Linked DNA regions of Mus musculus: region 1 is linked to region 2. A link is a loop called in an ENCODE intact Hi-C map of the cell type or tissue named here. Cell type or tissue: heart. All regions are shown on one strand. Links, peaks and the distances in the headings refer to the core of each region. The heading gives the core; the rest is flanking DNA.

Evidence for each region. A loop is a pair of places that touch in the nucleus more often than their neighbours do. Peaks named below come from ENCODE experiments on the same cell type or tissue, not always from the same donor. Only the 100,000 strongest peaks of a DNase experiment are listed, where the experiment ranks them.
Region 1: it touches region 2 in a loop (2.4-fold over the local background); 9 of 42 quality-filtered maps call a loop at or near these places.

What each region holds. Positions count from the first base shown.
Region 1 is chr10:111,501,449-111,504,361 of GRCm38, forward strand. No RefSeq gene overlaps it. Among named protein-coding and RNA genes, the nearest start is that of Phlda1, 3.4 kb to the right of the region's middle. In heart, for the core only: no CTCF peak of the experiment used is centred there; a DNase peak (open chromatin) is centred at 1,773; H3K27ac peaks cover 339 bases.
Region 2 is chr10:111,635,004-111,637,916 of GRCm38, forward strand. It overlaps Gm40763 (a long non-coding RNA gene), which reads right to left and starts at 1,366. Exons shown (of 2, transcript XR_872042.3): 1 at 1,194-1,366. In heart, for the core only: a CTCF peak has its summit at 1,487 (motif pointing left); no DNase peak of the experiment used is centred there.

The sequences.
Region 1 (2,913 bases), core at 316-2,815, 130 kb before region 2:
AAAAAAAAAAAAACTGTAAGTCTGTGTAAGATTTGTTTTTAAACTGTACAGTGTCTTTTATTTTTGTAGTTAACACACTACTGAATGTGTCTTTAGATAGCCCTGTCTTGGTGTGGTATTTTCAATAGCCACTAACCTTGCCTGGTACGGTCTAGGGGTTGTAAATTGGTATGGAAATTTAAAGCACGGCACAAATTATGTATGGGGACAGTTTTTTTTCTTTTTCTTTTTTCTTTTTTTTTTGGTTTTATCTTTTTTTGTTTGTTTTGTCTTCAGTTGTCTCTGATGCAGCTTATATGAAGATAATTATTCTGTTAACGGAATACCACTCTGATTGCAAAAAAAGCAGCTGTTTTGTTGACATGTTGACTGCTAAGTAAATACAACTTTTTTATTAAAAAAAGATACATCATAAGTGGGTAACATGATTAAACTTGGGCTTTGGAGCCCACCTCCCATTTGTGAGCAATAGTCAATACTTAATACCTGACATTAATATATCTAGAACCTGATGTAACTGGATTTGTTTGTTTGTTTGTTTGTTGGTATCAAACAAGTATATTTAAATTTGGTTGGTTTACTTTGTGAGCATACTTTGGAAGATCTTAGGTGGTTCTAAATTTTTTACTTCGTGGTTTCAAAGGCCAGAGTCTTGCTAGGTAACGGGGGCATAAGTACACATAAATACTATTAGACTGGGTAATGGCACAAAAGCCATGGCCCTATTGAAAGCTTTCCATGTTTGCTACTTTCAGTTTTAAGGTGAGTTTAGCTTAGCCTGTTTCTGTGTAATTTCTTTGGTAGTATCCTGAGAAGACAGAAGGAAAATAAAGTCAGTTCCACTGTCCTATCGTCAGCCTGACACCGATAGTCTCCTGGCCTGTGACACTATCTTCTGAGATGCCTATTCTGTGTGTATCAGTCCTGTGTGATTTTGGACTTAGTACTTGATGTTTTCAGTATCATGCGGAGGTTGGTTGTTCAAATGGATAAAAAAACACAGAGTAGAATCTGGTATGAATTGGGAAAGAATTTATAATGACAGTAATAATTGCTGCCATTTAGATTGAAGAAAGCTTAAGCAGTTACTTGGGTGTTTAGTGAAGTGCAGTTTGTTAACTTTTTTTTGAAAATTCCCATTGTGTAGGTCTGACTGGCCTGGGCCTCACTGTGTAGAGCAGGTTGGAAACTCCCAGGTCTCCCTGCCCCCAGGAGCTGCACACCGAGGCATGCCTGGTGCTGGTCAAACTTTGATAGGAAATAAAATTAGGAAGGGATTAGCTGCAGCCTAAGGTGAAGTTTTAAAGCTTTGGGTGACAAAAGGTTGCAGGGTTTGGGAAAGGCAGTGGCGTTAGCATTGCTTGGAGGCCGTTGAATGCTGTGCTGCCCAGTATTCAAGGCAGCCGCCTAGAGCTCCAGTTTGAAGATGCCAGATGCTGATGTGTTCTGTGCCGTGTGCAGATGCACTTCGACTTTCACCTGCCTACCCCTTCTGAAGGGTTGCCTGCAAGGAGTGAAAACTAAAGGCTAGTTTGCAGGGGCTGAGAGTCTCATGGGGGTCCGGGTAGAAGGTAATTAAAAATCTTCTCTAGTACTTGGAGCTGGGCAGGTGGGCTAGAGATGAGTATTTACAAGGCCCTAGGTCCCATGGCCAGCATAAGAAAAGGGAAAGAAAAGGTGCTATGGGCACTGTTTGTTCCATGAAACAGAACGCTGGCAGGGTGGGTGTTGCCAGAGAGCAAACCTCAGTCACTGTAGGTGCTGTTAGGTGATTTAAGATTTACCTCCTTTGAACGCCTCTTGAGGCGTTCAGGTGCACTACATAAACTGGTCACTAGGGGGCATCAGCTCATCAGCCTGTACTGCAAAAAGCTATAGCCCTGAGAAGTCTATTAAAAATTAATAGACTTTAGAAGTTAGAAATTAATTTTTGAGGGTTCCCCCCAAGAAAACTAGGAAATAGTTGGGAAATCTTGGGTTTTATCAATGTGGGTGGGACTATTTGTGTTTTAAACACTGATAAAATACCTGATAATTTCATTGTATAGTAGCTTTTTAACTTTTTTTGTGCATATAGTGGGGTGGCAAGTATGCCATAGCCTTTAAGACCAGCAACTGTAACATCTGAGCCATTTTGTCCACTCTTGTTACTCTTGCAGGCATTGGGATGCTGGTATAGGAATACCTAACACTATTGCTAAAAAACTCCAAGCCCCATGGGATTCAATGTATATGGTAATTAGGGAATAATATGAGTCAAGTTTAGTGCGTGCTGTAGTACGTTTTAAAGATACACCAAGTGCAGATAGGGTTTGCTGGCTAGGTACTGAGAGGAAAGAATGGTGAAAGGCACGTGTTCTCAACGCATTTGCAATCTTTATGACCCATGTGTTGAAGTAGTTAAAAAAAAAAAAAAACCTTGATGACACAGGAAACTGGGAAGCGAGGTCTGGGATTACGGCAGAACACAGCTTGTGCACGGAGCTGGTCTGTTGCCCACACCCGACCTTGCTTCCCTCCCTCCCGCCCTCTGAGCTGTCTAGGCCCCTTGTCCATCAGAGTGCAGGGTGCTGGTGATGAATGCATTCGTTCTCTGCTTGCCATGTAGGTGGTGTATTTAGAGTCCTCAGTGGGTGTGTCCTGAGTAGACATTTTCATGAAATTGGGTCCTAAGGCTTGGAGCTCTAGTGTCTAAACCAGTTCATCCCAGAAGACCTTTTGTATGTTTACTGATTCCTAGTTACATGGTAACTAGAGTTTTCTTTTCAGGGTCCTTTTAAGTAAAATATCCCATTTTCCGTGATCAGTTCTTAAAGTCAAAGGCGCGTTTATAAGAGCTACTGAGTATCAGGCGTTTATAAGAGCTACTGAGTATCTAGCTTGGGGAATCTGCTTCACTCTTTGGCAATAAGT
Region 2 (2,913 bases), core at 327-2,826:
CGTTTGCTGGGATAACAAATGCAAAGAAGACAGGTAGCCTGCTCTGGGTAGGTCAAAGGTTAAGAGTTCCTTTTGGGAATGTGGAGTCTGTTTATACTTGCCAAGGAGACAGTTGGACCTAAAATCCAGGGGCAGACTGTGCTGGTGATGCCGGCCAGTGTTCATCAGTGATCATCAGTGATCAGGGCAGAATGGAAGTTAAAGGTGTGGGCCTGACAGACTCATCCAGAAAGAGGAGATCCTCTTAGGCAGGCAAGTGAAGAGCAGTACAGGAGAGAGGGGGGAGAGGGGGAGAGGGGGTGGGAGGAGAGGAGAGGGAAGGGAGGGGGAGAGAGAGAGAGAAGGAGAGGGGGGAGGGAGAGAGAGAGAGAGAGAGAGAGAGAGAGAGAGAGAGAGAGAGAATAGCCAGAGATGGAGACAACATCATGAGGAATGTTGGCAGTAAAGCTGAATCTTTGTAAGGGTGTCAGAACATATGGTTTCCTGAATTTCCCTAAGAGCACTGGGCAGCTGGGCACCAAGTGTGGAAAAGTCGGCAGGTATATTAGGGATGGTCCAGACAGTTGTGTTTTTCTGAATAGAAGCGGCTGATTATAGGGGCAGAGAGAACAGGAAGTGAGTATAGGAGGGACTTAATTTGAAGTTGGTTAAGAATGGAAGGTGTCAGTGAGTCAAAGAATGGGGTGTGGTGGGTGTCGAGGACTCAATAGCTGACGGGTTAGGAAGTCCTGGTCAGAATGGGGTGATGAATTCTAGATGAAGGTGGAACATGGTCCACAGGTGTGGATAGGTATGAGCCACTAATGTGTTAGTCAGGGTTCTCTGGAAAAAAACCAAAACAACGACAACAAAAAAACAAAACACCACCACCACCAACAAAAGATCAATGTCTGATAGTATCATGGTGGTTGACATTATAAAGAATTGGCTCATGGTTGGTTTCATGCAGAAAATAATTGAGATCTGTGTGGGTCGGTAAAACAGCCGTTCTGGATTAAAGGCTTGAGATCTCGGAAGAGCTTGGATCTCAGTTTAAATCCCAGAAGCAGAGAAGAGCAAGTGAGCATCATTGAAAGCTCTCAGTGTGAAGCCTGAACTTCAGATCCGTGTGGTTCACAGGGGAGGCAACTGTCCTATATCATGGTACGGGTGGAAAAATAGTCTGTAGGGAAAAAGTATAAGAATGATCTCACCTGTCCCTCCCGCACACCCCGCCCCCAGTGTCTTCTCCCAGGGATGGGGGTCCAATATTTCACATATTCTCTCCAGTTCTTGTGACGCAGAAGAGGTAGCCTTCTTGACGCTGAGTTAGCCTGAAAGTAGATAGCTTTCTCATTAGTCATGCTGTACTCTGAGGCAATGAGAATCCCTTTTACTCACGATTCACACAGGACCCTGAACCCTCCAGCTCCTCCTCCATCGTCATCACCCCCATCCTCTATTCCGGAACCCAAAATCCTCGGTGTCCTCTCTTCTCTGGGCGCCCCCTACAGGCGGACCGTGTCCAACTGTCTTCCTTTCCCACAGAGAACGGTTCGGTTCCCACTGTGGTGGAGTCGATAGTTCTATTATCAGTTCCGTCTTCGGCACCTAAGGGGTGAGGAGACACAGGTACCTGCTATCTCGGATCCTCAGATGCTCTGAGGAACCAGCTTTGATTCCCCTGGCATGGGAATCTGACAAAGATAAAACAGCTTTGTCTGTGCGTCTAAATACCCAGCTCCAAGGGGGATCAATGTCACCTCCGATACTCTGTCTCTTTGTTCTAACCCAGTCATCAGCGATTGGCTGGTGTCTTCTCTCACCCATGGGCTTGGACCTGCTTCACTCATCTTCTGAGTCCTTATCTCTTCCCCTTACCCGGTCAAAGCGATACCTAAAATTAACCAACACATATTCCACATAGATGCTTAGTAGACAGCACATGCTCAGTAGAGCCTAGCTGTCATCTCTATTTTGCTAGCCTTTCTCCAGTTCTCTCAGGTTGTCTTTATGGGCACCTAGGTGGGCCTATAGCTGCTGAGTCACCAGGAATAGAGTATTCACCTAACTGTGAGTCATGTTTTCTTTCCTGTAGGTGACTTTCATATTGGAAAGTGGGAGCAGGACTATCCTGCTTCTCATAGCTTGCCTGAGTAATCTAATTTCACTCCGCTGGATGCGTTTAAGGGGAGTGTAATAGAGGAAGGAATATTTGGGATGTAAATCAGAATTCGCAAACCCTGTTTGTCAGCTTTCAACTGTGCCGGAAGTTAGTAACTACCTCTCTGACCCTGATGACTTTTCTGGTTCTGAGTCATCTCAGATGATGCCATCAGAATATCGTGGGTCTGGAAAATGAACCTAGAATTTGTCGCTTGGACTTAATAGCGTACAAGTTGGGATTTTATGAGTATTAATACCCCTACTGGGACGTTTCCTGACAGCACATTATTTAGTCTGTACGCACTTTAGAAGCTCGTGGGTGTTTAGATACTCAGACATTTCGCAAGCCAGACTGATCATGCTCAGAGAGTCTGAATCCACCACTGTGCTTCAGATCACTCACACGCTTGGGCAATGCTGTAGAAGGTGTTGAACAACAAGCTGTGTGCCTTAGGTTACCCAGTCATTCATCAAACATTAGCTATACAACTACTGAATGCCAGCCACTGGGCTCTGTACTGAAGACACACACACACAAAAGGCTGATAGATAGCCTTTCTGTCCTCTGAAAGGGACACCTTTAGTGGCAGTGATTCTGGGTAAGGACTGAAAGGAGCCGTTTATCCATCCATCCATCCATCCATCCATACATACATACATACATCTACCCAGTAAACATTTTTGGACCATTTATATGAGCTAGGCACCAAGGTAGGTATAGATGATTCACCAATGGACACAAGACATACTCACACTGCCCTTTCAGGC